Linked DNA regions of Homo sapiens: region 1 is linked to region 2. A link is an interaction called in ENCODE POLR2A ChIA-PET data of the cell type or tissue named here. Cell type or tissue: Caco-2. All regions are shown on one strand. Links, peaks and the distances in the headings refer to the core of each region. The heading gives the core; the rest is flanking DNA. Region 1 holds the start of LINC02633 (long intergenic non-protein coding RNA 2633). Region 2 overlaps HNRNPF (heterogeneous nuclear ribonucleoprotein F).

Region 1 (15,510 bases), core at 2,468-10,467, 51 kb after region 2:
CACAGAACAAAATGGAATCTCCTATGTCTACTTCTTTCTACACAGACACAGTAACAATCTGATCTCTCTTGCTTTTCCCCACATGCCATAGCTCAGTTTTCTGAGAGGTCCTGGGGATGGACGTCAATAAGGCCTGGAGTTGGATGGGTGCTGCTGAGACCATCGGTTAGAGAAAGACAGTGAAAGGCTAAGCATGATTCACCACCAATCACACCATAGCACAGTGTTGGTCACGGGGCCTTGAGGCTGCAGCTAAAGAGACTATTTCCTGCTACTGGAGGGCTAAAAATGCTGAGAATTGAGCCCAGGGCATAATTAGAGAAAATTATGAACTCTCAGTCCTGGTCAGTTTAGCTCCCTCTGTGGGGACAGAGGCTCCCTGAAGCTTGGAATGGGTTCGTCTGAAGGGAAGCACCCAGGTGCCCAGCCGCCACTGACTTGCAAGGCAATGGCCACCCTCAGGGCCAGCCACCTGCTCCTGGTCACACCCGAACTTGAGACTACACTTGGCTGGGGAGGCATTGGGCTTAGTAAGAAAGGGCAGGGACCAAATTCTAAAGAAGCTGCAGGACTTGGCCAAGGTGACTAGGAAGAGCGAGTCAGAGAGAGTTGTGCGTGTGCACGTGTGTGTGGCAGGCCTGAGGGTCCTGGGACAAGGTAGGGAGGGGGTAGAACATAAAGTTGGATAAAGTAGAGTTTATTTTTATTTATTTATTTACTTATTTATTTGAGACAGGGTCTTGCTCTGTTGCCCAGGCTGGAGTGCAGTGGTGCGATCATGGCTCACTGCAGCCTTGACTTCAAAGCAGTCCTTCCACCTCAGCCTCCTGAGTTGCTGGGGCTACAGGCATGTGCCAGCATCACGGGCTAACTTTTTCTATTTTTTGTAGAGATGGGGGTCTCACTATGTTGCCCAGGCTGCTGTGAGAACACTCTTCTAAGATACAGGATATAACATCCTAGAAAGAGCCCAGGAGGTGGGGCCAACATGCTGCCTGTGTAGCCCCTGGAGGCTTGGAGAAAGCATGGCCCTCTCTAAGCAGAGGTGCCAACATTGCTGTGGCAGCCAGGGACATCCGACCTTCCCAGAGCTGTGGAGGTGGCGAATTGAGCAGGTTATTCCTGTGGCCAAGGAGGAGAACAGCCCACAAAGTCATTGCTTAATCTACACAACCAAAAGAAATCCAAGATGGGAGATGGAGGCTGAGGGCAGCTACCCCAGTGAAAAACTTCAGACCAGACCCCAGTGCCTGAAGGAGAGGCTGGGTTTCCAGGAGGAACAACTCCTTCACGGCAGTGAGTGAGTGGTCATGATTCCTCAGTTCTTCCCCAGTGGCACTTATGGCTATTTACTAGAGTTGCCACATACTAGGTAAAGAGGAATTTAAACATTTCAAGTGCTGCTAGACACAGAATCCATCTTGGCATTGATACCCAGGGACCCAAAGCCTTATTGTGGTCCCCTGGTAGTGTTGGGGCTATATGAGAGTTAGGCAATAGAGTTTTGACCCAGGCCCAACTCACTGTAGGTCCACTGCATTCAGGAATCCACCCAGAGGTCCCTTTCCCAGGTTCTATGCATGATTCAATAGACGTATCTGGTGTTTTGAGAGCAGCCACATTGATTTCTTTTTTTTCTTTTCTTTTTTTTTTAGACGGAGTTTCATACTTGTTGCCCAGGCTGGAGTGCAATGGCACAATCTTGGCTCACCACAAACTCTGCCTCCCAGATTCAAGTGAGCTCTGTCACCCACGCTAGAGTGCAGTGGCATGATCGTAGCGTACTGCAACCTCCACCTCCTGGGCGCAAGAAATGCTCCCACCTCAGCCTCCTGAGTAGCTGGGACTACAGGTGTGCACCACCACGCCCGGCTACACCACGCCTGGTCTTGAATTCCTGGGCTCAAGGAGTCCTCTTGCCTCAGGCTACCAAAGTGCTGGGATTATAGGTGACAGCCACCGCACTCGGCCAAAATTGGAAGAATATATATATATATATACCCGGTGAAATAATCACCACAATCAAAAAAATGACTACATCCATCACTGAAAACTTTCCTTATGCCCTTCTGTGATCCTTTTCTCCCTCCCCCAAGGACCCCTTGGAGAGGCAAGGCAATGCCACAGGCAAGCACTGATCTGCTTTCTGTTTGATTCATTTGCGATTTCTAGAATTTTATATAGATGGAATCATACAATGTGTACTCTTTTGTCTGGCTTCTTTCCATTAGCATAATTATTTTGAGATTTATCTGTAGTGATGTGAATATCAATAGTTTATTATTATTTTTTCTTTTTTTCTTTTTTAGACAGGGTCTTGCTCTGTCACCCAGGTTGGAGTGCAGTTCATTCTTTTAAAATTGCTAAACAGTATTCCATAGCATGGATGTGCCATAATTTATGCATTCTTCTTTTTTTTTTTTTTTTGCCCCCGAGATGGAGTCTTGCTCTGTTGCCCAGTGGCTCTATCTCAGCTCACTGCAACCTCCGCCTCCCGGGTTTAATCGATACTCCTGCCTCAGCCTCCCGAGTAGCTGGGATTACAGGCACATGCCACCATGTGCCGCTAATTTTTGTATTTTTAGTAGAGGTGGAGTTTCACCATGTTGGCCAGACTGGTCTTGAACTCCTGACCTCATGATCCGCCCACCTCAGCCTCCCAAAGTGCTGGGACTACAGGGATGAGCCACTGTGCCTGGCTGCATTCTTCTGTTGATGGACACTTGGGTTGTTTCCAGTTTCTAACTATTACCAATAAAGTGTCTATACATATTACTGTGCAGGTCTTGTGTGGACTATGTTTTCATGAAACCTGGGTAAATCCCTACGAGTGAAGTGACTGAGTCATATGGCAGGTTTAACTTTTTTATTTTTGGAAACAGGGTCTTGCAGGCCAGGCGCGTGGCTCACGCCTGTAATCCCAGCACTTTGGGAGGCTGAGGTGGGTGGATCACCTGAGGTCAAGAGTTCAAGACTAGCCTGCCAACATGGTGAAACCCCATCTCTACTAAAATACAAAAATTAGCACATTGTGGTGGCACGTACCTGTAATCCTAGTTACTTGGGAGGCTGAGACAGGAGAATCGCTTGAACCTGGGAGGTGGAAGTTGCAGTGAGTGGAGATTGTGCCACTGCACTCCAGCCTGGTTGACAGAGCCTGGGTGACATGGCAAAACAGGGTCTCGCCATGTTACCCAGGCTAGTCTCTAACTCCTGGGCTGGGCTCAAGCCATCCACCCTCCTCCACCTCCCAAAGCCCAAAGTATTAGGTGTGAGCCACCATCCCTGGCTGTATGCTTAACTTCATAAGAACCTGCCAAACTGTCTTCCGAAATGGTTGTGCCATTTCACATTCCCACCAGCAGTGCATGAATGTCCCAGTTTCTTCACACCCTCACTACCACTTGCCATGGTGAGTCTCTTTGGTTGTAGCCATCCTAGTGGGTGTGTCGCGGTGTCTCTTCATGGTTTCAATGAGTGTTTCCCTAATGACTAATGATGTTGAGCATCTTTTCCTGTGCTTATTTGCCATCAGCTTATCTTCTTTGCTGAGGTGATTCTCCAAATCTTTTATCCATTTTATTTATTTATTTATTTATTTTTGAGACAGAGTCTTGCTTTGTCACCCAGGCTGGAGTGCATCGTCGCAATCTCAGCTCACTGCAACCTCTGCCTCCCGGGTTCAAGCAATTCTCCTGCCTCAGCTTCCCAAGTAGCTGGGATCACAGTTGCGTGCCACCACACCCGGTTAATTTTTGTATTTTTAGTAGAGATGGGGTTTCACCATGTTGGTCAGGCTGGTCTCGAACTCCTGACCTTGTGATCTGCCTGCCTTGGCATCCCAAAGTGCTGGGATTACAGGCGTGAGCCACCGTGCCCGGCCTACCCATTTTTTTTTAAAAAAAAAACAGAAACAAAAATGCTACAGCGCAAGTGGCTGTTCACAGCCTTCCCTTTCCTTTGTGTCATGAGGAGGTGCGAGTGTTTGGCTGCTCCTTATGGGGCCTTTGCTGTGGGAGTGGGCAGAGATGGGAAGAGCCCAGGCTGATCCATGTTAGAACAGACCTGGGAGTTTTTGCCGGAAATCCAGCAGTCCTGTTGGAGGGGATGGGAGGGGAGAGGAAGAGAAGGCTGGAAGCTTAGGGGGAGAGAAGCAGATGGGGAGAGGGGAGGAGATACTGGAGGATCTGCTTTAAAGCGCAGCTTTGGTCGGGGGTGGGAAGGACGACATCAGGAAGTTTTGCTTTGCATCATGAGATGGGAGCCTACTCTCCACAGTCCTCCCAAGAAAACTTGAAGCAAAGCTCTCCATGACTGCTCAGGGTTTTGGACCTGCGTTACTTTTGGCTATGTCACTACATTGAGATGACATGGAGAAGGGTGGGGGTGGTTTTATCTGGGTGTTACATAAACACTGAGCAGTTGTAGCTTTATTTGTGGTGCTGGCCTTCATGGACCACTGCCTGAGATAGCAACAGAAGTACAGCGGTGGAGAGGAGTGGGTGGAGAAGCATTTTAAAAATAATATATGTTAAGAATTTTAAAATTTGGGCCAGGTGCAGTGGCTCATGCCTGTAATCCCAGCACTTTGGTAGGCCAAGGCTGGCGGATCACTTGAGGTCAGGAGTTCAAGACCGGCCTGGCCAACATGTTGAAACCCCATCTCTACTAAAAATACAAAAATTAGCCGGGTGTGGTGGTGCGTGCCTGTAATCCCAGCTACATGGGATGCTGAGACAGAAGAATTGCTTGAACCTGGGAGGGAGAGGTTGCAGTAAGCCGAGATCAGGCTATTGCACTCCAACCTGGGTGACAGAGTGAGACTCTGTCTCAAAAAAAAAAAGAGGATAAATTTCGAAATGATTATAAACCCACAGGAAGTTGCAAAAAAAAAAAAAAGTTCGAGGAAGTTTCGTGTACGTTTCACCCAGTTTCCCCCAATGATAACATCTTCTCTAACTATGGTTTAATATCAAAGCCAGGACGCTGATGTTGATACAGTCCTCAGAGCTTGTTTGTACTTCATCAGTGTCACATGCACTCACTTGTGTGTGTTGTATGTATGCGTGTGAATAGTTCAATGCAATTTTATCACATGTGTAGGTTCGTGTAACCAGCACCACAATCAAGATACAGAATAATTATCACCACAGAAGTCCTTCATGCTAACCCTTTACCTATGTCCGCCCCCTCCTCCTCTGCCCCTAAACCCTGGCAACTGCTAATCTGATTTTCATCTGTCTATTTTGTCATTTCAAAAATGTTATATAAATGGAATCACACAGTATATGGCCTTTTGAACTGGCTCTTTTTCACTGAGCGTAATTTGCTTGAGATCCATCCAAGTTGTTGAATATATCAATTGTCGGTTCCTTTTTATTGCTGAGTAGTATTACATGGTATGGGGGTATCAAAGTTTCTTTAACCATTCACCCATTGAAGAGCATTTGTGTTTTTTCCAGTTTTTGGCAATTGTGAATAATGCTGCTGTGGACATTTGTGGCCAGGTGTTGGTGTGAACAGTTTTCATTTCTCTGTGATAAATGTGAGTGTGGTTTCTGGGTTTTATGGCCAGTATATATTTAGTTTTATAAGAGACTACCGGCTGGGCATGGTGGCTCACACCTGTAATCCCAGCACTTTGGGAGGCTGAAGCGGGAGGATCACCTGAGTTCAGGAGTTCAAGACCAGCCTGGCTAACATGGTAAAACCCCGTTTCTACTAAAAATACAAAAAATTAGCCAGGCATGATGGTGCGCACCTGTAATCCCAGCTACTCAGGAGGCTGAGGCAGGAGAATTGCTTGAACCCAGGAGGCGGAGGTTGCAGTGAGCCGAGATCTCACCATTGCACTCCAGCCTGGGCAACAAGAGCAAAACTCCATCTTAAAAAAAAAAAAAAAGAAAGAAAAAAAGAAAGAAACTACCAAGCTATTTTCCAGGGTGCCTGTACCATTTTACATTATTTTTTTTGTGAGATGGAGTCTTGCTCTGTTGCCCAGGATGGAGTGCAGTGGCCTGATCTTGGCTCACTGCAACCACCACCTCCCAGGTTCAAGCCATTCTCCTGCCTCAGACTCCTGAGTAGCTGGGATTACAGGTGCCCGCCACCACTCCTGGCTAATTTTTAAATATTTTTAGTAGAGATAGGGTTTCATCATGTTGGCCAGGCTGGTCTCAAACTCCTGACCTCAAGTAATCCACCTGCCTCTGTCTCCCAAAATGCTGGGATTACAGGCATGAGCCACCGTGCCTGGCCACATTCCTAACAGTAATGTGTGGTCTAGTTTTTCTGCATCCTCACTATCATTTGGTGTTATCACTATTTTTTTTTCTTTCTTTTTTTTTTTTTTTGAGGCAGGGTTTTGCTGTGTCACCCAGGCTGGAGTGCAGTGGCATAATCTCGGCTCAATGCAGCCTCGATCTCCTGGGCTCAAGCGATCCTCCCACCTCAGTCTCCCAAATAGCTGGGACTACAGGTGTGAGCCATCATGCCCAGCTAATTATTTTTTGTAGAGATTGGGTCTCACTATGTTGCCCAGGCTAGTCTTGAACTCCTGGGCTCAGGCAGTCTTTCCCCCTCAGCCTTCCAAAGTGCTGAAACTGCAGGTGTGGGACACTACACCAAGCCACTGTTCTCTTTTTTTTTTTTTTTTTTTTTTTTTAGTATTTATTGATCATTCTTGGGTGTTTCTCAGAGAGGGGGATGTGGCAGGGTCATAGGATAATAGTGGAGAGAAGGTCAGCAGATAAACACGAGAACAAAGGTCTCTGGTTTTCCTAGGCAGAGGTCCCTGCGGCCTTCGGCCGTGTTTGTGTCCCTGGGTACTTGAGATTAGGGAGTGGTGATGACTCTTAACGAGCATGCTGCCTTCAAGCATCTGTTTAACAAAGCACATCTTGCACCACCCTTAATCCATTTAACCCTGAGTTGACATAGCACATGTTTCAGAGAGCACGGGGTTGGGGGTAAGGTTATAAATTAACAGCATCCCAAGGCAGAAGAATTTTTCTTAGTACAGAACAAAATGGAGTCTCCTATGTCTACTTCTTTCTACACAGACACAGTAACAATCTGATCTCTCTTTCTTTTCCCCACATTTCCCCCTTTTCTTTACGACAAAACCACCATCATCATCATGGCCCGTTCTCGATGGTTGCTGTCTCTTCCGAGCTGTTGGGTACACTTCCCAGATGGGGTGGCCTGGCAGAGGTGCTCCCCACCTCCCAGACGATGGGCGGCTGGGCAGAGGCGCTCCCCACCTCCCAGACGGGGCGGCCGGGCAGAGGTGCTCCTCACCTCCCAGATGGGGTGGCCGGGCATAGACGCCCCTCACCTCCCAGATGGGGCGGCCAGGCAGAGGCACCCACTTCCCAGATGGGGCAGCCGGGCAGAGGTGCTCCCCACCTCCCAGACGAAGGGCGGCCGGGCAGAGGCGCTCCTCACTTCCCAGGCGGGGCGGCCAGGCAGAGGCGCTCCTCACCTTCCAGATGGGGTGGCCGGGCAGAGATGCCCCTCACCTCCCAGACGGGGCGGCCGGGCAGAGGCGATCCTCACTTCCCAGATGATGGGCGGTCAGGCAGAGGTGCTCCTCGCTTCCCAGATGGGGCGGCCGGGCATAGGTGCTCCTCACTTCCCAGACAGGGCGGTCAGGTAGAGGCACTCCTCGCTTCCCAGACGGGGCAGCCGGGCAGAGGGGCTCCTCACATCCCAGACAGGGTGGTGGCCTGGCAGAGACACTCCTCACCTCACAGACGGGGTGGCAGCCGGGCAGAGGCGCTCCTCACTTCCCAGACGGGGCAGCCGGGCAGAGGTGCTCCTCACTTCACAGACGGGGTGGCCGGGCATAGGCGCTCCTCACATCCCAGAGGAGGCCGGCGGGCAGAGGCGCTCCTCACATCCCAAACGATGGGCGGCCAGGCAGAGACGCTCCTCACTTCCCAGACGGGGTGGCGGCCAGGCAGAGGCACTCCTCACTTCCCAAACGGGGCGGCCGGGCAGAGGGGCTCCCCACATCCCAGACGATGGGCAGCCAGGCAGAGACGCTCCCCACTTCCCAGATGGGGTGGCGGCCAGGCAGAGGCAGTAATCGTAGCACTTTGGGAGGCCAAGGCAGGCAGCTGGAAGGTGGAGGTTGCAGCGAACCGAGATCACACCACTGCACTCCAGCCTGGGCAACACTGAGCATTGAGTGAGCGAGACTCCGTCTGCAATCCCAGCACCCTGGGAGGCCGAGGCAGGCAGACTACTTGAGGTCAGGAGCCGGAGACCAGCCCGGTCAACAGGGGAAACCCTGTCTCCTCCAAAAATACAAAAACCAGTCAGGCGCGGCGGCGCTCGCCCACAATCCCAGGCACTCGGCAGGCCGAGGCAGGAGAACCACGGGAGCCCGGGGCAGGGAGGCTGCAGCTAGCTGAGACCACGGCAGTATAGTCCAGCCTCAGCAACAGAGGGAGACCAGAGGGAGAGGGAGAGGGAGAGGCCACTGTTCTTTATTTTAGTCACTGTGATAGGTGTATAGTGATTGTGGGTTTATTTGAGTTTCTCTAATAGCTAATCATGTTGAGCATCATTTAATAAGCTTATTTGCGAATGTATACCCTTTTTGGTGAAATATATATTTATGTCTTTTGCTCACATATGAATTGGATTTTTAAAAATTGGGTTGTTTGTCTTCTTATTATTGAGTTATGGGAGTTCTTTATGTATTCCAGATTCATGTTTTTTGTTGGATATATATTTCGCAAATATTTTTCACAGTATATAGCTCCCTTTTTCTTTCTAACAGTCTTTTGTAGAGCCAAAGTTTTAATTTTGAGAAAGTTCAATTTATTGATTTGTTGCCTTCATGGATTATGCTGTTTGTGTCTTATCTAAGTAATCTTTGCCAAACCAAAGGTTGTTAAGATGTTCTCCTATGCCTTCTTTAAGGAATTTGTGTGAATTACACATTAATCACCCTAAGAGTTCAGCTGCTGAAAGGACGTGCAGGACTCGGTTTATACTTGTGCTTTTTTATAGGCACAGTAGCAAAAGCAGAAGGCTATGCACTAAAGGGACTTTGAGATCTAGATATTTTTAACACTGGGACACATAGGATGCACTTTGATTTCAGATCTTGCCCTTGAACACTGTGTGTGGAAGCACCTCGGTCCCAAGAAGCCTGAAGTCGGCTCATGGTGGGAGTCTTAGAGTGAGCTGATCACATAGGTATGTTCCGACTTTGTGACCAGCTTTAGCTTTCAAAATTTTCCAGACCCCTCTAAAACCAGGTACAAATAATGAGTTCAATTATTATTGAACAATGCTGACAGGCTGGTAGTCCTGCCCTGAAGCAACTCACAGACTCATAGTTATAGAACATCTTTATCTTTAGTTAATCCATTGCACAGCATTGGCCAAGGGTCAATACCTTGTAATAAGCATGTGTGCATTGGTCAGGGTTCTACAGAGAGGCAGATCAATAGGAGCTATCGATAGATATAGACATATGAGAGGGGGTTTGTTAGGGGAATTAGCTCACTTGATTACAGAGGTTGAGAAGTCGCACAACAGGCTGTCTACAAGCTGGCAACTCTGAGATGCTGGTAGCATGGCCCAGTCCAAGTCCAGAGACCTTAGAACCAGGGAAACCAATTATGTAAGTCTCTGTCTGAGGCTGAAGTCGTGAGAACCGGGGGGCAGGAAGAGGAGAGTGTCCCAGTTCCAGGAGAGAGAGGGAAAATCCTTTTCCTTCCTTTTTTGTTCTCTCTGGACACCCAGCCAATTGAATGGTGGCTGCCCACATTGAGGAACATCTTCCCGACTCAGTGCAGCAACTCACACATCAGTCTCCTTGAAACACCCTCACAGACACATCCAGAAGTACTGTTTTGCCAGTTTTGTAGGTATTTCTTAATCCAGTCATGTCAACACCTAAAATTAACCGTCACAATGTGGTTAATCCAGATCAGCTGAGATTAACCCATGATAGCATGGGTTAATATATAACCCATGATAGCATGGGTAAAACTATAAGGCTTATAGTTTTAGCTAACACAAAAACTATGTTTAGGTGTATGATCCATTTTGAGTTAATTTAATTTTTTTTTAAGAGATAGGGTCTTTCTCTGTCACCCAGGTTGGAGTGCAGTGGTATGATCATAGCTCACTGTAACCTTCAACTCCTGGGCTCAAGGGATTTTTCTGCCTCAACCTCTCAAGTAGCTAGAACTACAGGTTTCTCAGGAGGTTGAGGTGAGAGGAGCCACCACACATGGCTAATTTTAAAACTTTTTGTAGAGATGGGATCTCACTATGTTGCCCAAGCTGGTCTCGAACGCTTGGTCTCAAGAAATCCTCCTTGCTTGGCCTCTGAATGCACTTTATTTTTGTATACCTAATTAATTGATATATATATTGACCTTGTATCTTCCAGCCTGCTAAACACATTTGTGGAGACTTCAGGGATCCAGTGGTTTGGGACATGCTTGGACATTCCTTCCAAAGTAAAAGACAAATGATTGCATCTCATACTTCCCACCAACGAGAATAAAGCACGATGCTTAGTAGGCTCCCTTGGGTTTAAAGGTAGCAAACCCCATAGGTGGGCATGCTGCTCTGGCCCCCTTATTGAGCTATATGAAGGCTCTGGGCCCAGAGCTGGAAAGGGCTCTGTAGCAAGTTCAGGATGTGGGTCAGCAGCCCTGCTCCTTCCATCATAAGATCCAGCAGACCTTAATGTATACGAGGTATCTATGGTAGAAAAAGAGGGCATTTGGAGTTTACGACAGGTTCCCATGGGAGAATCACAATACAGACAATTAGGGTTCTGGATCAAGACCACACCATCTGTAACTGATAATTATACATATACCACCCAAAAAACCAAACCCAACCAGAACAGCTCCCAGCATGCCACCGGGCCCTGATGGAGGCAGAGCACCCAGCAACAGACATCAAGCGACTCTGCAGCCAGAACTGCCCATCCTGAGCTGGGTTCGGCTAGAACCCAAGTTATAAAATCAGTGGTGGGCCCAACAGCCCCATTCACAGTATGATGGTGATGGTGCATTCCATTCTGGGCCAGAGCAGGGCCATGTGGCAGCCAGGAGCTGCACAAGCAGGTGGCCCAGGCCCCATATTGTCTGCAAAGGTTGCATCGGGCCCCTGTCTCACTCAGCTCAGAATTGGGGTAGAGGTGGGAGTAAAGGGGCCAAACTTGGGTCATGGCTTGATAGGTGGATGTAAGCCCCAAATGCTGCTGTGCTATAGCCTGCCATGGGACAGCCCTGAAAAACAGTGGTGGGGGAAAGTCCTCCCAATAGGCAGAAATTCTGACAGAGCAACCGTCATTCACTATGTGGAAAGAAGCGGACTGAGGTTAGAGTAAACATGAAACTGATGGACAGTGGCTGATGGCTGGGCTGGTGATCAGGGGTCTAGAAGGAGAAAGACTGGGAGGTGTGGTGGGCTGAAAAATGCCACCCCAGCAATGTGTGTCCATGTTCTCTTCCTGAAATCTGTGAATGTGACCTTACTTGGAAAAAGGGTCTTTGTACGTGTGATTCATTTAAGCATCCTCAGGTGAGGGTCATCCTGGGTTATCTGGGTGGGCCCTGAATGCCATCATAAGTGTCCTTGTGAGAGAGAGGTAGTGCGAGATTAGACACACACAGTTGGAAGGCCACGTGATGGTGGGAGCAGACATTGGGGTGTACAGCCACAAGTCCAGGAACACCCGCAGCCACCATAGGCAAGGCATGGGTTCTACCCTAGAGGCTCTGGAGGAAGTGCAGCTTTGCTGACACCTTAACTTCAGAGTTCTGGACTCCAGGACCTGTGAGAAAAAACTAGGCTGTTCTTTTAAGTCACTAAGTTCGTTGTAATTTGTTACAGCAGCCCAGGAAACTAATAAGAGAAGGCGGGGCAACAGGAGGTCTTTGCAGAGGCCTGTGATGGAGCTGTGGAGTGGGCATGTGAGGGTCCATGCAGCCCATGCAGACACCACACGTCCATGTGCAGTCTGCCTCTGTTGCAGTGCCCCGGCCTGTGGCTGATGGGGTCATGGGGACTCCCGGCAAGGACTTGCATTCATTCTCACATCTTGCCTCTGCCTTGTGCAGTGTGTTGTGATCTTGCCCACCACCCATGGCTCACACTGCATGGGAACTAGCCGCCTCCTTTTTCAACCCTTGTTAAGAAAGAATTTGTCTGGGTGACATCTGTCCTCTCTCTCCTCTGATGTTTTATCTTCTCTTTCTGTTGTTGGGCCAAGTTTTTGCTGCCTACAGCTGAAACTGCTCACAATTTCACATCATCCACTCTGTAAGGCAGGGCTTCTAGAACAGATAGTCCAGGGAGTTCTCACTCAGGGGGCTGCTCCCACTGGCATGGAGCTTCCTGAATGTAACTGCTCTGGCATCTTCTGCCGGGCACTGTTTTCTTTGAGCCGATGGAGTTCAGCTTTGTACCTGTCTGCACTTTGTTTAGCTTCCTCAGGAGGGTCTTTTAACCTCTACATTTTTGACCTATAAAATTTTTAATAAAATCTTGCAACTGGGGCCAAGCATGGTGGCTCATACCTGTAATCCCAGCACTTTGGGAGGCCAAGGTGGGAGGATCGCTTGAACCCAGGAGCTCCAGACCAGCCTGGGCAACATAATGAGACCCCCATCTCTACAAAAATAAAAATAAAAAATAAAATTAGCCAGGTGTGGTGGTGTGCGCCTGTGGTCCCAGCTACTCAGGAGGCTGAGGTGGAAGGATTGCTTAAGCCTGGGAGGTTGAGACTGCAGTGAGCTATGATTGTACCACTGCACTCCATCCTGGGCGACAGAGTGACACTCTGTCTTTAAAAAAAAAAAAAAAAACTTGCCATCAGCTCATAGATAACCAGCTTTCAAGTATATTTTAAAAATTCGGCTGGGAGCAGTGGTTCACACCTGTAATCCCATCACTTTGGGAGGCTGAGGCAGATGGATCACTTGAGGCCAGGAGTTCAAGACCAACTTGGTCAACATGGAGAAACTTCGTCTCTACTAAAAATACAAAAATTAGCTGGGCGCGGTGGCACATGCCTGTAATCTCATCTACTTGGGAGGCTGAGGCACTAGAATTACTTGAACCTGGGAACTGGAGGTTGCAGTGAGCCAGAATCGAGCCACTACACTCCAGCCTGGGCGATAGAGCAAGACTCTGTGTTAAGAAAAAAAAGTCCGGGTGCGGTGGCTCACACCTGCAATCCCAGCACTTTGGAAGGCCGAGGCGGGTGGATCACGAGGTCAGGAGATCAAGACCATCCTGGCTAACATGTGAAACCCCGTCTCTACTAAAAATACAAAAAATTAGCCGGGCGTGGTGGCGAGCGCCTGTAGTTCCAGCTACTCGGGCGGCTGAGGCAGGACAATGGCTTGAACCCGGGAAACGGAGCTTGCAGTGAGCCGAGATTGCGCCACTGCACTCCAGCCTGGGCGACAGAGCGAGACTCCGTCTCAAAAAACAAACAAACAAAAAATCTGTTTTCTTTTGGTCCCCAAAAAGCAAGCCGATTTTCCACTCATCTTTAAGCTTTGATACTTCCTCCAAGAGATTTTTTATTGTGTACCTTACTTCCTTGAAAAGGTTTCATTGTTTTGGGTTTCTCTTCATTGTCTGATTAAACACTTAAACAATGTTCTTTTATAATTTATCTTCATCTGTCGTTCAGTTATGTGTTGTCTTCCTCCGCCGCCCCGCACAGGAAAGTGAACTCCCTAGAAGAAAATGGCTCCCCAAAATTATATGCTCCGAACTCCTCCTGACAAACAGACAGGTTTTCAGGCAGAGGGACCACTAGACCTCCGTGAAGGCTCAGGAAGCGCGGGGCCCTGCCGCTTTGCCCGGAGGGAACCTGGTGGGCGGCCTGCATCACACCCCCATCCCACTCCAGCCCCTTGGGGGCTTCCCATTCTAGACACCCTAGTGCCAGAGCGTTAGAGTCGCCAGGTCCTGCTGGGCCTTGATCCTCTCTGTGGTCTGTTATCCTGGCTATCTTTTGGGCTCCATTTCTAGCTGTTTCGTGGGTTTCACAGAGAAAGTTTCTTGGTAGGAAGGATGGGAGCCCAGGAGTGTCCAGTGGGAGGCATGACTTTGGTATTAGTGACATTGCCCGGAAACAGTGCGTTTGAAGCCGCTGTCCCTGCTCTCTGCAGGCTCCCCGCTCTCTGTGGTGCCCCCGGGGAGTGGCAAGAAGCGGCATCCATCATCTCCCTCGGCCCAGCCCGGGCCTACGGCGTTCACCGGAGCCTCAGCCCCGCCCCCTCCAACTGACTCAGCCCGCCCCGCGCCCAGATGGCCAATCACTGGCTTAGCTCCTAATGCGCCACAAAGGCACTGGCAGTCTGGCCCCGCCCCAGCCCAGGACGCGCTGTTGCCATGGTGACGGTAAACCGGCTTGGTCTGAGTAGCCAAGCTCGCGTGTGAGACCCCTGCACAGACACTCAAGGGGCAGGTGAGGGGCGGAGGGGCCACGGTTGCGAGAAAAGAGGCCCTCCAAAGCCCCCGCAGCCCTCCTTGTTGGTTAGTGAAGATTTTGGCCCCACCTCGCGTCTCTTCACCGCTTCTGTCATCTTCCCGGATTCCTTCAGCGTCTACCTTGGTCTCTTGGGGCCTTCGCTCCTTGACCGCGAAAACAAAGTCGCTTCTTTCCTAAAAGTCTTCCTTTCTTCCTCAAAGTAATCATTCTTCAGGTATCTTGAGCAAAGTGCACAGAGAGCCGAGCCTCCTGAAGGCCGCTCCCTTTGTCAGGGATTGGAGTAGGGTTGGGCCAACTTGGCAGTTCCGCCCAATTCTGACTGGCAGGACCAGAAACCAAGGACTCTCTGTCTGTGGTATGGGCAAGTGGCCTTGGTAAATGACGTGGGGAGCTGCGGAGGCATCCATGACTTTCTTCCTTTTTTTCCTTTCTTTCCTTTCCTTCCTTTCCTTCCTTCCCTCCCTCCCTCTCTCTTTCTTTCTTTTTCTTCATTTATTTCTTTTTTTTTTTGATACGGAGTTTTGCTCTGTCGTCCAGGCTGGAGTGCAATGGTGCGATCTCGGCTCACTGCAACTTTTGCCTCCCGGGTTCAAATCATTCTCCTGCCTCAGCTTCCTAAGTAGCTGGGATTACAGGTGCGTGCCACCAAGCCCAGCTAATTTTTGTATTTTTTAGTAGAGATGGGGTTTTGCCGCGTTGGCCAGACTGGTCTTGAACTCCTGACCTCAGCTGATCTGCCCGCCTTGGCCTCCCAAAGTGCTGGGATTACAGGCATGAGCCACCATGCCTGGCCAACACCCTGTTGTTTAAGCCACTTTGGCCAGGATTTCCTGTACTTGAACCTGGAAGCATCCTTTATAATATGCCATCCTTATGATAACACCTCTGTCCCACTGTGAACACCCATGAGACTCTAGACCTCAGTATTACCAGTCACTGCACCCTCTCCGAATCTCCAGGTCAGCCATCTCCCTCCCATACCCTGCCCAGCCTTCCGGTGGACCTCACCATCTCTT
Region 2 (15,510 bases), core at 2,130-10,129:
CTGCACGATTCATGATGGGGCCGCAGGTGTCCATTTCATCTACACTAGAGAGGGCAGGCAGAGTGGTGAGGCTTTTGTTGAACTTGGATCAGAAGATGATGTAAAAATGGCCCTGAAAAAAGACAGGGAAAGCATGGGACACCGGTACATTGAGGTGTTCAAGTCCCACAGAACCGAGATGGATTGGGTGTTGAAGCACAGTGGTCCCAACAGTGCCGACAGCGCCAACGATGGCTTCGTGCGGCTTCGAGGACTCCCATTTGGATGCACAAAGGAAGAAATTGTTCAGTTCTTCTCAGGGTTGGAAATTGTGCCAAACGGGATCACATTGCCTGTGGACCCCGAAGGCAAGATTACAGGGGAAGCGTTCGTGCAGTTTGCCTCGCAGGAGTTAGCTGAGAAGGCTCTAGGGAAACACAAGGAGAGGATAGGGCACAGGTACATTGAGGTGTTTAAGAGCAGCCAGGAGGAAGTTAGGTCATACTCAGATCCCCCTCTGAAGTTCATGTCCGTGCAGCGGCCAGGGCCCTATGACCGGCCCGGGACTGCCAGGAGGTACATTGGCATCGTGAAGCAGGCAGGCCTGGAAAGGATGAGGCCTGGTGCCTACAGCACAGGCTACGGGGGCTACGAGGAGTACAGTGGCCTCAGTGATGGCTACGGCTTCACCACCGACCTGTTCGGGAGAGACCTCAGCTACTGTCTCTCCGGAATGTATGACCACAGATACGGCGACAGTGAGTTCACAGTGCAGAGCACCACAGGCCACTGTGTCCACATGAGGGGCCTGCCGTACAAAGCGACCGAGAACGACATTTACAACTTCTTCTCTCCTCTCAACCCTGTGAGAGTCCATATTGAGATTGGCCCAGATGGAAGAGTGACGGGTGAAGCAGATGTTGAGTTTGCTACTCATGAAGAAGCTGTGGCAGCTATGTCCAAAGACAGGGCCAATATGCAGCACAGATATATAGAACTCTTCTTGAATTCAACAACAGGGGCCAGCAATGGGGCGTATAGCAGCCAGGTGATGCAAGGCATGGGGGTGTCTGCTGCCCAGGCCACTTACAGTGGCCTGGAGAGCCAGTCAGTGAGTGGCTGTTACGGGGCCGGCTACAGTGGGCAGAACAGCATGGGTGGCTATGACTAGTTTTGTTAGGAACATTTGAGTTACTTCAATCATTTTCACAGGCAGCCAACAAGCAATTAAGAGCAGTTATAATAGAGGAAGCTGGGGGACCCATTTTGCACCATGAGTTTGTGAAAAATCTGGATTAAAAAATTACCTCTTCAGTGTTTTCTCATGCAAAATTTTCTTCTAGCATGTGATAATGAGTAAACTAAAACTATTTTCAGCTTTTCTCAATTAACATTTTGGTAGTATACTTCAGAGTGATGTTATCTAAGTTTAAGTAGTTTAAGTATGTTAAATGTGGATCTTTTACACCACATCACAGTGAACACACTGGGGAGACGTGCTTTTTTGGAAAACTCAAAGGTGCTAGCTCCCTGATTCAAAGAAATATTTCTCATGTTTGTTCATTCTAGTTTATATTTTCATTTAAAATCCTTTAGGTTAAGTTTAAGCTTTTTAAAAGTTAGTTTTGAGAATTGAGACACAATACTAATACTGTAGGAATTGGTGAGGCCTTGACTTAAAACTTTCTTTGTACTGTGATTTCCTTTTGGGTGTATTTTGCTAAGTGAAACTTGTTAAATTTTTTGTTAACTAAATTTTTTTCTTAAAATAAAGACTTTTTCACAATGACTGGCACAGATTACTCAGCAAAAGATAGCAAAACGGGTGGTTGAAGATAATTCATTTTAATCGTAATGTATTTTAGTGTGAATTTAAAAATTTCATACATCAAATCTATGATCTCCCTTATATTCTTATGATGAGGCTAAATAAAAGTCTAATAAAAATGTTAAATATGTGAATGGTGGAAATGGTGACTAGCAGCACACATTCTGGGAAGCATCAAATAGACACACGGCCCCAGCCACCTGCAACTTATGTGCACTGTTGTAAACCATTCAGAATTTTCCTGCTAGGCCCTTGATGCTGGAGTCACATCTGTTGATAGCTGGAGAACTTTAGTTTCAAGTACTACATTGTGAAAGCAATTATTTTGTTTCTAGTTTTTATAAAATGCTGATTTAAACTTTTTTTTTTGGTCACGCTCCTGATTTCTGTAGGGCGCATTTGTTAATTAGGTTATGACAGGATACACATTATCAAGCTTGAGACCCATTTTCAAATTGCTATCTACCTTGGCAACAGCAATGTTGAAATTCAGGCAGCTCTATATATAGCATACAGTATTACTATCATTTTAAACCTTATGCTAAATACAAACCATCAGGACTTTAAAATGTGGAGTTTATTTAAAACCATTCTGTGCAAAAATGCTATCTACCATTGGGAATTCTTCAACTTTATTTTCCCACTTCACTAGCTGTATAATGTAACCTATATGTTATGATTTTACCAATATTAAGGGTCTTCATTAGTATCTTAAAGAGTAAATAAATGCTCTTGGTAAAACCCCTGAGAGCTGCATTAAAAATTAGGTCTGTGAAGTCTTCAGCCTTTTCTAGCCTCATTGGGCTTCAGAGGCTCACCTTAGGTACAGCCCTTCGTTCCAGTGTTCTGCATGCTTATGTTCTGCATGCTTGGATGGCCTGATGTGAGGGCAGCAGCATCACCAGGAATGGCAGGGTACAGGGACGCAGAAAGAGGCACTCGGAAGACTGGCATGGGGGAAACCTAGGGAGAACTGTCCTTGCTGTAACCCTGATCTGGGATCTCTGCCCACCCATGGGCCTACCATGCTTCAAGTGTCAGCACTGCATGGGGAAGGAGAGGCCTGTAGGTGAGGGAGACCCACAGAAACAGGTGGAGTTTCCGCTGGAAATGGGGCTGGAATGCCATGAAGATGAGACCTCAGATTTCGTAGAGTGGTGGAGATTCAAAGAGTACCTTCACAACCCTGGAAGTCTATGCTAGATTTAGGATGCATGGGTGGAAAGGGCTCCAGGGGATGGGAAAGGGAATGTGTTAGATGACCTGACATCCCAAGGTAACAACATAACATGGACAGCAAAACATCCCCTTGCTCCAGGATTGTTAACTTTTGTTGGGGAGGGACAAGTCTCTCTCTGATGCCCAGGCTGGAGTCTAGTGGCATGATATTGGCTCACTGCAGTGTCAGCCTCCCGTGCTCAAGTTATCCTCCCACCTCAGCCTCTCAAGTAGCTGGGACTGGAGGCGCACACCGCTATGCCCGGCTGATTTCTGTATTTTTTGTAGAGATGGGGTCTCACTATGTTGCCCAGACTGGTCTTGAACTCCTCAGCTCAAGTGATCTGTATTCTTCAGCCTCCCAAAGTTCTAAGATTTCAGGCATGCACCATGGCACCCAGCCATGCCCATTTGTTGCTACACACAGCCGTGCCCATTTGTTAATACTGTCCATGGCTGCCCAGGTACTACAGCAGGCAGAGAGATGGGTAGTTGTATCAGAGACCACATGGCCCACAAAACCTAAAATATTTACTGACACTACAGGAAATGTTTTTCAACCTGTGGCCTTGGGCATGACTAGGGCATTCCCTGCAAGGTAAAAGTCAAGATACTGCATCTTGTTATGTTGTAGAACCCCAAATTCAGGCTTGCGTACCTGATGTGTAGCTGATGCCAAACACCAAGACAAAGGTGCTTGGAGATAAAGGTTTATTTGATTTGGCCAAGGTGAGAAATCTGCCTTAACAAAAAGAAGCAGCGTGGAGTTTTTTTGTTTGTTTTGTTTTTTTAGAGATGGGGGTCTCCCTATATCACCCAGGCTGGAGTGCAGTGACTTTGAGAGAGTCTCAAAGTGCTGGGGTTATAAGCGTGAGCCACCGCGCACAGCCTCAGCATGGAAGTTTTGACCTCCGTTTTCAACCTGGGCCAGTTCACCCCTCCTTAGGCAACGTGGTGGTCCTCCACTCCTGGGAGGTCATAGCGAGGCCGAACTTGCTGCAGATACCCAATCGACATAGTACACTACAGCCTCGGCCTTCCAAAGTGCTGGGATTATAGGCATAAGCCACCATGCCAGGCATGGGGAGTTTTTACACAGCTAGAGACTAAGGGAGGGGCAGTTTCAGAGAACCGAGGGGGGAAAAGTCTGTGTTTCTTTAGTCTCACATAGTGTCTTGAATAACCAGACTTCTGGGTGTCTGCAGCTGGTCGCAGTGTGTTTAAAGACATTCATTACTTCTGCAAAATTTTTTTATGGCCCTGAAGTTATCCCCTCCTTCACAAGGAACAGTATTTCAGCAGTTCATAATTTCATTATGGGAACAAGGAATACTGGGCAAAAAGCGAGTGGTTAATGTGTAAGCAAGTAAGGGCCTGATAAGAATTTTCATCCCTTGAGTCACTAAAAATGCCGGGTGTTGAAAGAGGCATAATTTTGGGTAGTAGTTTTTGGATTTTGGAGAAAGCTGCTTTGACCCTTGAAAATACCCTGAGGCCTGGCGCAGTGGCTCACACCTGTAATGCCAGCACTTTGGGAGGCTGAGGCAGGTGGACTGCTTGAGCTGAGGAGTTGTTTTTTTTTGTTTTTTTTTAAAGACGGAGTCTCACTCACCCAGGCTAGAGTGCGGTGGTGCGATCTCGGCTCATTGCAACCTCCACCTCCCCAGTTCAAGCGATTCTGCCTCAGCTTCCTGAGTAGCTGGGATTACAGGTGGGTGTCACCACGCCCAGATAATTTTTGTATTTTTAGTAGAGATGGGGTTTTACCATGTTGGCCAGGGTGGTCTTGAACTCTGGACCTCAGGTGATCCACCCACCTCGGCCTCCCAAAGTGCTGGGATTACAGGTGTGAGCCAGTGTGCCCGGCCAAGCTGAGGAGTTTGAGCAGCTTGGGCAACATGGCAAGACACTCGACTCTACAAAAAATACAAAAATTACTCGGGCATGGTGGCTCACACCTGTAGGCCAGCTACTTGGGAGGCTGAGGTGGGAGGATCGCTTGAGCCCAGGTGGCGGAGGTTGCAGTGAGCCAAGATTGCACCACTGCACCTCAGCCTGGATGACAGTGAGACCCTGTCTCAAAAAAAAAAAGGAAATACTACTCCTGCTAATTATCAGGTGACCAGAAGGATGCAAGGACTCCACCAGCTCCTCTGCCATCTGCTACAAATGACAGCATAGGCCCCATCAAAGAGGTACCTGTGTTCCTAAATGATTTCATGTGGCACCTCTGATAAGTCTCAGTAAACACTCAGGCCAAACCCTGAAACTCTGAGTGTTCTGAATCAAGGCCACGTTTTCTGCAGGAGAGGGCTAGTTACCTTTCTTTTCTTTTTCTTTCTTTTTTTTTTTTTGAGACGGAGTCTCGTTCTGTTGCCCAGGCTGGAGTGCAGTGGCGCGATCTCAGCTCACCGTAATCTCCGTCTCCCAGGTTCAAGCGATTCTTCTGTCTCCGCCTCCCAAGTAGCTGGGATTACAGGCACCCACCACCACACCTGGCTAATTTTCATATTTTTAGTAGAGACAGGGTTTCACCATGTTGGCCAGGCTGGTCTCAAACTCCTGACCTCAGGCTATCTGCCCACCTCAGCCTCCCAAAGTGCTGAGATTACAGGCATGAGCCACCATGCCCAGCCTAGTTACCTTTCAAGAAGCTGCCCCCAAGTACTTAGCAGTATGGGAGATAAGTCACCTGCACTAAGACCACCCTCATGATTTGGGTGCTGACAGATGCATCAAGTCTCAAGGCATCTCAGTTTTATTATCAGTTTTTGTTTTTTTAAAAGAATTGGGCTGGGCGCGGTGGTTCACACCTATAATCTCAGCACTTTGGGAGGACGAGGCGGGCGGATCACCTGAGGTCAGGAGTTCCAGACCATCCTGGCCAACATGGTGAAATCCCATCTCTACTAAAATTACAAAAATTAGCTGGGCGTGGGGGCACACGCCTGTAGTCCTAGCTACTCAGGAGGCTGAGGCAGGAGAATTCTTGAACCCAGGAGGCGGAGGGTGCAGTGAGCCGAGATCATGCCACTGCACTCCAGCCTGGTGACAGAGCGAGACTCCGTCTCTAAAAAAAAAAAAAAAAAAAAAAGGAATCTTACTCTGTTGCCCATGCTAAAGAGCTAAAGAGCAGTGGTGAGATGATAGCTCTCTCTTTTTTTTTTTTTTTTTTTTTTTGAGACTGGGCCTTGCTCTGTCACCCAGGCTCGAGTGCAGTGGCATGATCGCGATCACGGCTCACTGCAGCCTCAAACTCTCAAGTGATCCAACTGCCTCATCCTAAGTAGCTGGGACTACAGGCATGCACCACCACACCCAGCCTAACACTTTTTTTTTCTTTTTTTTGAGACGGAGTCTCACTCTATTGCCCAGGTTGGAATGCAGTGCACCTCTTCCTCTTGGGTTTAAGTGATTCATCTGCTTCAGCCTCCCGAGTAGCTGGGATTATAGGCGCCTGCCATCACACCTGGCTAATTTTGTATTTTTAGTAGAGACAGGGTTTCACCATGTTGGTCAGGCTGGTCTCGAACCCCTAACCTTAGATGATCCACCTGCCTCGGCTTCCCAAAGTTTTGGGATTACAGGTGTGAGCCACCGTGCCCGGTCCTAACATTCTCGAAATAACAAAACTATAGAGATAGAGGACAGTTTAGTGGTTGCCAGAGGTTAGGCCTAGGGGGCCTAAGTAGGGAGGGAAATGGGTTTGGCTATAAAAGAGGAGCATGAGGGATCCTGGTAATGAACTGGTCCAGATCTTGACTGTGGTGGTCACAGGCATCACAGGTGATAAAGTTGCACAGAACTAAACGTACATACACACACAAATGAGTGATGTAACACTGGTGAAATCTCAGTAAGGCCAATGCTTCTAGCAGTTTCAATATTCTGCTGTGATATAGTGTACTATAGCTATGCAAGAAGTTGCCACTGGGGGAAACTGGCTTATCTCTCCCCATTATTTTTTACAATTGCATGTGAATCTACAATTATCTTAAATGTAAGGTTTTTTTGTTTTGTTTTGTTTTAGTTTGTTTTGTTTTAGTTGTTTTAGTTTGTTTTGTTTTAGTTTGTTTTGTTTTAGTTGTTTTAGTTTTGTTTTAGTTTGTTTTGTTTTAGTTGAGAAAAAAGATGCAGGCCAGGTGCTGTGGCTCACGCCTGTAGTCCCAGCATTTTGGGAGGCTGAGGTGGGAGGATTGCTTGAACGCAGGAGTTCCAGACCAGCCTAGGCAACACAGTGAGAGCCCATCTCTACATAAAAAAAATTAGCTGGGCCAGGTGCAGTGGCTCTTGCCTGTAATCCCAGCACTTTGGGAGGCTGAGGTGGGTGGATCACCTGAGGCTGGGAGTTCGAGACCAGCCTGACCAACATGGAAAAACCCCGTCTCTACTAAAAAAAAAAAACAAAATTAGCCAGGCATGGTGGCACATGCCTGTAATCCCAGCTAATCAGGAGGCTGAGGTAGGAGAATCACTTGAACCCAGGGGGCAGAGGTTGTGGTGAGCCGAGATCATGCCATTGCACTCCAGCCTGGGCAACAAGAGCGAAACTCCATCTCAAAAGAAAAAATTTGCTGGGCATAGTGACACGCGCCTGTGGTCCTACCTAATCTGGAGGCTGAAGTGGGAAGATTGCTTTAGCCTGGGAGGTTGAGGCTGCCATGAGCTGTAATCATGCTACTGCACTCCAGCCTGGGTGAGAGAGTGAGACCCAGTTTTAAGAAAAAAAAGAAGAAAATAAAAAAAATACAGAAATTAAAAAAAGAGAGCTGGGTGCCATGGCTCACGCCTGTATTCCTAGCACTTTGGGAGGCTTAAGCTCAGGAGTTTGAGACTAGCCTGGGCAACATGACGAGACTTCATCTCTACAAAAAATATAGCCGGGTGTGGTGGCATGTGCCTGTAGTTCCAGCTACTTGGGAGGCTGAAGCAGAGGTTGCAGTGAGATGAGATTGCATCACTGCACCCCAGCCTGGGCGACAGAGCCAGACTTTGTCTCAAAAAAAAAAAAAAAAAAAAGTATTATTTTAAATCAGAATAATAAGTCCTTTCTCTAGTCCTCACCTTTGGGTTCTGAAACAATACCTTTTTTTTTTTTTTTTTGAGACCGAGTCTCACTCTGTTGCCAGGCTGGAGTGCAATGGCACGATCTCAGCTCATTGCAACCTCCGCCTCCCGGATTCAAGCAATTCTCCTGCCTCAGCCTCCTGAGTAGCTGGGATTACAGACATGTGCCACCACGCCCAGCTAATTTTCTATTTTTACTAGACACGGGGTTTCACCATGTTGGTCAGGCTGGTCCCGACCTCAGGTGATCTGCCCGCCTCAGCCTCCCAAAGTGCTTGGATTACAGGCTTGAGCCACTGTGCCTGGCAATAGCCTGAGTTCTGATTCCAAACTCACAAGGCCAACTCCCAGGTACAAGAGGGAAAAGATGATCTGAAAGACTAGAGAACAATTTTTTTTTTTTTGCAAACTTTTAAACTTGATTATTTTGGGGTGCTAGGTTAGAAGTTGGTTTACTTTGTGAGTAAATGTCTCTGTGATGTTTGTTTTCTTTCTTTCTTTTTTTTTTTTTTTGGAGACAGAGTCTCGGTCTGTCACCCAGGCTGGAGTGCAGTGGTGCGATCTCGGCTCACTGCAACCTCCACATCCTGGGTTCAAGTGATCCTCCCACCTTAGCCTCCTGAGTAGCTAGGATTACAGGCATGAGCCACTGCACCCGGCCAATTTTTGTATTTTTAGTAGTGACAGGGTTTCACCATGTTGGCCAGGCTGCTCCTGAACTCTGGACCTCAAAATGATCCTCCCACCTCGGCCTCCCAAAGTGCTGGGATTACAGGCGTGAGCCACTGAACCCAGCCCTGAAAAATAAAAGATTTTTAAAATAAAAAAGTGAGGAAGGATGTATAGTCACCCAGCAGCACAGTCCCTGGGCTCTGTCTTTGACAATGATAAACATCGGGAAGGCAACAGGCCCCAGTCCTTTGGAAACAGGGCTCAGGAGCAGGACACCAGGGTTGGAGGCTGGCTGTGGAATTCGTTAGCCCATGAGAACCTCTGGGTGCCTCCTCTCCTCTAACCTAACCCTAACCCTAATGTCATCCGCATCACATAGGTTGCTAGGAAAATTTGACATGTGTGAAGTGTTTACAGTGGTGTCTGTCACTCAGTAAATCCCCAATTGAGTGGAAATGACACTTTGCTTTCTCTGGTCCCCCCTACCTCTCCCCACAGCCCCTCAACTAGGAGAGGATGACAAGGGGAAATCACCCACCAGCTCTGAAACAGGCCCCAGGAAGGGGTCTCTGACGCACAGCCAGTAATCCCACAAAGGGAAGCCTGGAGAGCCTCTGTCATGCCCTAGTCAGCCCATTCCTCACTCCCAGAAGGGAGAGAGGAGAGCTCGTTTCCCCTGGGAACCAGGGTCCCAACTCCAGGGCCTGGCCTTGTCCATCTGGGGCTAACACTGACTCCATCCTCCACTGTCATCCAGACCTGGCCTCCCATCAGTTTCTGACTCCTCCCACCATGATTTTCCCAGGTTCCATGAGCGAGAGCCGTCACCCTCCACATCAGAGAGATAAGCCTGTCACTGGACAGTCACACCTAGGGACTCGTGTGGTGGGGCCTCCTACATAAGTGGTCACTTATAGGACTTGGGGGAACTGTGACACCTGTCCAGGAGAAGTTTAAATGAAGCAGCATGAGAGCTTGAAAGAAGAGCGGCAGGTCTCCACCACGACGTGGCCCCAGGATACATGTGAAGGTGGAGGTGGGTGGCTGTCACGTCCAGAAACCTCTGCTCCCCAGTGGGGCACTGGGGTTGGAAGTTGAGGCTGCATCTCTTGTCAGGGTCATGGGGCCACCATGCAAGGACAGGGTTTGCTAGGATTTCAAACAGCAGAGCTCCTGATAGTCGTGACTGCGTGGCCCTGGGTTCCTCAGTCAGAAAGCATGCACTGCTTCCGGTCACCTTTGTGTGGCTTCCCCTGGGTCTGCCACTCCAGACTTGGCTTTCTTACCGCACTTTTCATGTTCTCAAAAGCAGTCTCTCACACCAGCGTCTTCCCGTGCCAACGAGGAGAGAGCTCTGCACTGCACCCCCTGGATGAGGAGGCGTGCTCAGGAGCCCCCTTCTACCAGCCCTGCTGGGTGGCTCCCACCCCTGCCTCTGCGTCCTGCAGGGCTGGGCCTTGCCTCCTCAGTGATCCTATCGCCTGCATTCCAGTCGTGCTGCTAATTCCCTCCACCAGGGTGGTTTGCGCACAGGCCCCTCCCTAGGTCCACCTGTGCAGACTCAGCGCTGCCTCTGGGCTGGCCATACCACCTGGGGCTGCTGGTACAGGACAGCTTCCCCAAAGCACTGGGGCTTGCCAGGCCTTCTGTGACCCACCCAAGATTCCCTGATAGTGGCTGGACTCAGCCAGGTATCTTTAGTCCCACTCAGCCCCACCTTGGAACCTTGCTCTCAGTCCCTACGTGTCCTGTTTCAAAGGCCCTGGAAGACATGTGGACCTCATTTTTACACCTCTGGGGCCCTGCACAAGTCTCTGACCCCACCCACAAGGCAGGTGACCCTAAGTCTAGGATACATCATACTTCTCAAGGATGTGGCCCACCCTGAGACATGGAGGAAGGGTGCATCATTGGAGACAGCTGCCCAGCCCAAGCCCTGGCCTCAGATTGGGAGCTGCCACCTGGCGGGGACTCCATTGTTCTCTGGCCTTTGCTGGAGGCAGAGGCTAGAAGTGGTCTCAGTTCCTTCTCCTGGGCTGTCAAGGGGCAGGACTGCAGGATGGGCACCAGGCAGAAGTGGCACTTCACACCCCTGCCTGGGGTGCCACAGGGACATTGCCAGGGAAGTCTTCCTGGAGGGGAGTTCAGGCATGCCAAAGAACTTGGATTTGCACACATGGTGTTTGTCTCCCACATGCACTATGCAGGGCTTCTCGAGACATACTTCTTCATGGAATTTCACAGGATATTTCCTGGGAGGAGGGGGGCCCATGGGGTGAGCTGAGGATTTTACTGGGATGGGTCAAAGGAATTGCTACATTTTCTACCATAGAGAGCATTCACTGGGTGAGGTCTCAATGGGGGGTCTCAATTGAGGTCTCAATGGGGGGGTGAGCCCTGGGGGTCGCTCTAGATTAAAGGAAGTCATGGGTACCTGAGGCATCAGGACTTCTAGGGCCCCCGTGCAAGTGGTGGAAATGGAAAGGTCTTCTGTTATAACACTGTGGTATCTCACAGTGCATGGGTCTCTCTGTGGGGCTTGCTGGAGTGGGAGCCATAGGAGACAGTTGGGCGGCAGGGACTCAGGGACTGGGAAGCTTGCTGGGAGTGGGCATCCAGGGAAAGTCAGCAATCCAAGGGATTACCCACCCCCAGACCCAAAGACGATGGATCACAAGACTACCGAGGAGGGGGTGGTGGGGCGAGTTTAATTCATAAAGAAGCCTCCTGATCAGAAAGGGGCCTAACAGCCTGCCCTTGGAGAGAAGTCCTTCCTTGAGGATAAGGCCTCCCAGGGGAGGAGGTGCTGGGGGCCAGTGTTAGGCTTCAGGCCATCCCTGGAGGCCAGTCCTGTGCTCAGCAAGTAGTGGCAGAGCCTGCGGAGAGTGGCGGGCAGGCCATCAGACACAGTCCTTACACAGACACCCCCTCAGCCCACAGAAGCCCGTCTCACCTGGAGTGATGAGTGGGATGGCCTTCTCAGGTACAGGACTAGAGAAAGGACCACATCAGAGTAGTATCAGGTTAGCCTGGAGGACCTTCTCCCCTATATCCCAGACTCTTGCTGCCCGGCCCCAGGAGTGCAAGTCCTTGCTCTCCTTCCATGGTCACTTCCCACAATACCGAGGTCAGAGCTTTCCTGACTGGGGCCCTTCAGGGTTGACTATCTGAATAACAAAGCCAGCTGCAAGCCCAGCGAGTGGCCAGGATGCTGTCCACTCTCCAGGTCAGGACTGTCCCCCCGTAGTTCTGCCCCGAAGGAGGAGGGCACCATAGGGTCAGGCTCACCTGTGCTGCTTCTGGCTGCTCTTGCATTTGCATTTGCCACCTGGGAGAGAGAGAGGGGTCAGCGCCAGGGTCAGTGCTGGAATGAGAGCACTCTCTCTTTCTGCCCCACCCTGTCCGCCAGCCCCACCCTGTCCTCCAGCCCCACCTGTCCTGCCACTCACTCAGAACTGCCGCGATCCCAGCAATGGCCAGGAGCCCTCCGCAGATCAGTCCGCTCAGCTGCAGGTTTTTCCAGTCTGGGGTGGGTACAGAGAGTGAGCTTGCACCAGCCTGGGGCCTCAGTCATTCATTCAAAAGACACTCCTGAGCCCCTGCTTGTGCCAGCCGCTGCCATATACATAAAGACAAGCCAGCAACAGAGGCATCATTCTGCGTCTCGTGGGGAAACACTAAGAAGAAAAAAAGTGAGGCTGGGTGCGGTGGCTCACATCTGTAATCCCATCACTTTGGGAGGCCGAGGCGGGCAGATCACCTGAGGTCAGAAGTTCGAGACCAGCATGACCAATATGGTGAAACCCCATCTCTACTAAAAATACAAAAATTAGCTAGGCGTGGCGGCAGGCGCCTGTAGTCCCAGCTACTCGAGAGGCTGAGACAGGAGAATTGCTTGAACCCGGGAGATGGAGGTTGCAGTGACCCGAGATCATGCCACTGTACTCCAGCCTAGGCGACAGAGTCAGAATCTGTCTCAAAAAAAAAAAAAAAAAAAAAAAGAAGTGGACATGCGCAAAGAAAGGGCTTTGAAGGATGATCAAGGAAAGCTGTCCTGGAGCTGAGGCCCAGGGGAGAGGAGGAGAGGAGGACTGCCTGAGGGCTGGGGACTAGGGAAAGGGAGGGTGAGGGTGAGTGAAGGCAAGAGGGTAGGGGTGATTTATCGGGGTGCCTAACCACCCAGGCACCAGCCCTTCTCCAGGAGGGTTCCTAAGCATCCTGTGGCCACCCTCCCCTTGTTGGAGCGACGCTCTCACAGAGACCAGGTTTAATCCCCCATCCCACTTTGTCTACACTAGGTCCACACTACCCCTCACCAACTTGTCTAGCAAAGAGGTCCAGGATAGGCAAGGGTAGGGTGGGGGTGGGAATATCAGCTCTTACCATAGTAGAAGGGATCGTCTTTATTGGCTAGAAAAAGTGGGGCAAAAAGACTTCAGAACCAGAACCAGGAGACAGGATGTGGGTGTCAGAGGGGAGATGTGGGCAGAGTGGGCAGGCTGTTTGGGGGCCTCACTCACCAAATGGGTCATTGGCTTCCAAGGCAGTCAGGCCTGTGTGGGAGGAGCAGAGAAAATGTGTGGGAATTCATGACACTGGTGTCCAAGTAAGCCAGACAGCAGGACCCCAGCCCGGAGGTTGTGGGGTGACCCTGGAGCCACCAGTTCCCTTCCTCACGCCCTCCCCAGCCCCACACAGCCTCAGGGTGTGGCCCCGCCCAAGCCCTGCTGTCCCAGGCTTCCTGATGCTCCTGTGTGCATGCTGACTGGGATGGTTTGTTATGTCTCTGCCCCCTGAAGAAACAGGGAATGCTTGTCTTTTTTATGAGTCGGAACCTCTCTCTGTCACCCAGGCTGGAGTGCAATGGTGCAATCCTAGCTCACTGCAACCTCGACCTCCCAGGCTCAAGTGATCCTCCCAGGCTCAAGTGATCCTCCCACCTTGGCCTCCCAAAACACTGGGATTACAGGCCTGAGCCGCTGTGCCACCCTGCTTTTGTCTTCAAGCCACAGGTGGTTAATGTTTTCCATGGTTCAATTCCTCTGGAGCTATTAGGACCTTTTTGCAATATTCTCATCCTACCTGTACTGTCATTTCCTTCATGTTTCTCTCTAAATTGGCAGTTTAAATAAAGCATGCTGATTGAACACCAGACTCCCAAAGGAGATGTTGTCTGGCTTTTGCTGCCTTTGTGGGTGGGGTGAATGCAAGAGGGTCCCAGGAGACTGGGAGGACTCACCTGCCAGTAGGAGAAGGGCCAGGGTCACTCTCTCCATGTCACAGTTCGAGGGGCAGGGCTGCAGGGGGAGAGGCACTGGGGCGGGGGTCTGCAGCCCACGGATCTGCTCCAGGCTCACAGCTCAATTGGTCAGCGAGAGGAGGCAGGGGCGGGGGCAGGCAGAGCCCCATGGTGAAAGTAGGTGTACAAACCCCAAGGATACACTTGCTTGTGGGGAGATCTTGGGAAAGTAACTACTTTCTGTCTTCCCATCTAGAGATGGTGGTGGCCTGGGGGAGTTGTGTGGATTGAGTAAGCACAAGCTAAGAGCTCAAAACTGTGCCTGCACAGAGTAAGTGCTGTAGAAGGCGTTGTTAAAATCCATGCGACAAACCCACCCCCTACTCCTCCCCATGAGGAAGATACTATTATTGTCTCTATTTCAGAGAAGAAAAAAAAAAATGGAGCTTAGAGAGGTGTAATCAGATGCCCAGGGTCAGGTGGCTGCTATTCTAAGTCAGGGTCTGGAGCCTGCCTTCCTAACCCCACACAAAGGGCATTGTTATCAGGCCCCAGGCTATTGTTCCCAAAGGTCTGGGCCTGGGGTGGCCAGAGTCCAGCACCCTCAGTCTGAATTCCCAGAGAGCCTCCACAAAAGCAAGGGTGTGGAGGAGGGAGGGAGTGCTGAGTCCTGGGATGAGATGACTGCAGCAGCCAGGACCTCCCCTGCCAGCCCTGGCAGGGGACCCTACTCCAGCAGACCCAGATTCTGCTCTCAGAGTATAGACCTCCTGTGGTATGACATTTCCCCCTCAGGTTGGAAGTAGCCAGGACCCCATTTACTTGTCCTTAGGGAGGCTGAGTCTTTGAGCGCAGGCCCCCTCCCAGCCCTCTGCATATTGTTAGCCTAGTGTGGTCAAGTTTTCAATACTGAAGCCATTGTCATCATCTGCTGTACCCAGCTCTGGCCTCCTGATGAGATCACAGATCCAGGGCCAGCTGTCTGGGCTGGGTCCCTTCTTAGCAACTTACCAACTGTGTGACTCTGCAGGTTCCTCACTGCTCCTTCACCAGTGTCCTGTAAAAGGAGGATCATCAGAATAGTAGCAACCTCATAAGGTTATAGCGATGGAATTACGTGAACTACTATTTGTCAAGCCTAAGAACTATGCCTAGCACACAGTAAGCACTAAAAACCTGTTACAATAAATACATCCATAGGCCGGGCGCAGTGGCTCACACCTATAATCCCAGCACTTTGGGAGGCTGAGGCGGGTGGATCACCTGAGGTCAGGAGTTCAAGATCAGCCTGGCCAACATGGCAAAACCCCATCTATACTAAAAATACAAAAATTAGCTGAGTGTGGTGACAGGCGCCTGTATTCCCAGCTACTTGGGAAGCTGAGGCAGGAGAATCACTTAAACCTGGAAGGTGGAGGTTGCAGTGAGCCGAGATCCTGGCACTGCACTCCAGCCTGGGCAACAGAGGGAGACTCCATCTCAAAATAAATAAATAAATACATCCATA

What was found. ChIA-PET counts read pairs that join two places held together with the same protein. Peaks named below come from ENCODE experiments on the same cell type or tissue, not always from the same donor. Only the 100,000 strongest peaks of a DNase experiment are listed, where the experiment ranks them.
Region 1: POLR2A ChIA-PET joins it to region 2 with 5 read pairs; 4 of 35 experiments call an interaction of 5 or more read pairs at or near these places.

What each region holds. Positions count from the first base shown.
Region 1 is chr10:43,321,776-43,337,285 of GRCh38, reverse strand. LINC02633 (long intergenic non-protein coding RNA 2633) reads right to left here and starts at 14,292. Exons shown (of 2, transcript XR_945901.3): 1 at 13,586-14,292; 2 at 9,348-9,915. All of the region lies in intron 2 of LOC105378271 (a long non-coding RNA gene), which reads right to left. It overlaps LOC124902414 (a long non-coding RNA gene), which reads left to right and starts at 878. Exons shown (of 2, transcript XR_007062130.1): 1 at 878-1,300; 2 at 1,656-2,772. RefSeq lists an enhancer at 6,593-7,264. In Caco-2, for the core only: no CTCF peak of the experiment used is centred there; DNase peaks (open chromatin) are centred at 6,578 and 6,915.
Region 2 is chr10:43,372,277-43,387,786 of GRCh38, reverse strand. It overlaps HNRNPF (heterogeneous nuclear ribonucleoprotein F), which reads left to right. Exons shown (of 4, transcript NM_001098204.2): 4 at 1-2,169. The coding sequence ends at 1,150. FXYD4 (FXYD domain containing ion transport regulator 4) reads right to left here. Exons shown (of 9, transcript NM_173160.3): 2 at 15,015-15,060; 3 at 14,004-14,272; 4 at 13,285-13,317; 5 at 13,148-13,174; 6 at 12,214-12,288; 7 at 12,053-12,092; 8 at 11,718-11,755; 9 at 11,452-11,640. The coding sequence starts at 14,040. The coding sequence ends at 11,621. Among named protein-coding and RNA genes, the nearest start is that of FXYD4, 8.4 kb to the right of the region's middle. RefSeq lists enhancers at 59-558, 559-1,060, 2,798-2,877, 2,928-3,007, 3,028-3,177 and a silencer at 6,937-6,986. In Caco-2, for the core only: a CTCF peak has its summit at 6,998; no DNase peak of the experiment used is centred there.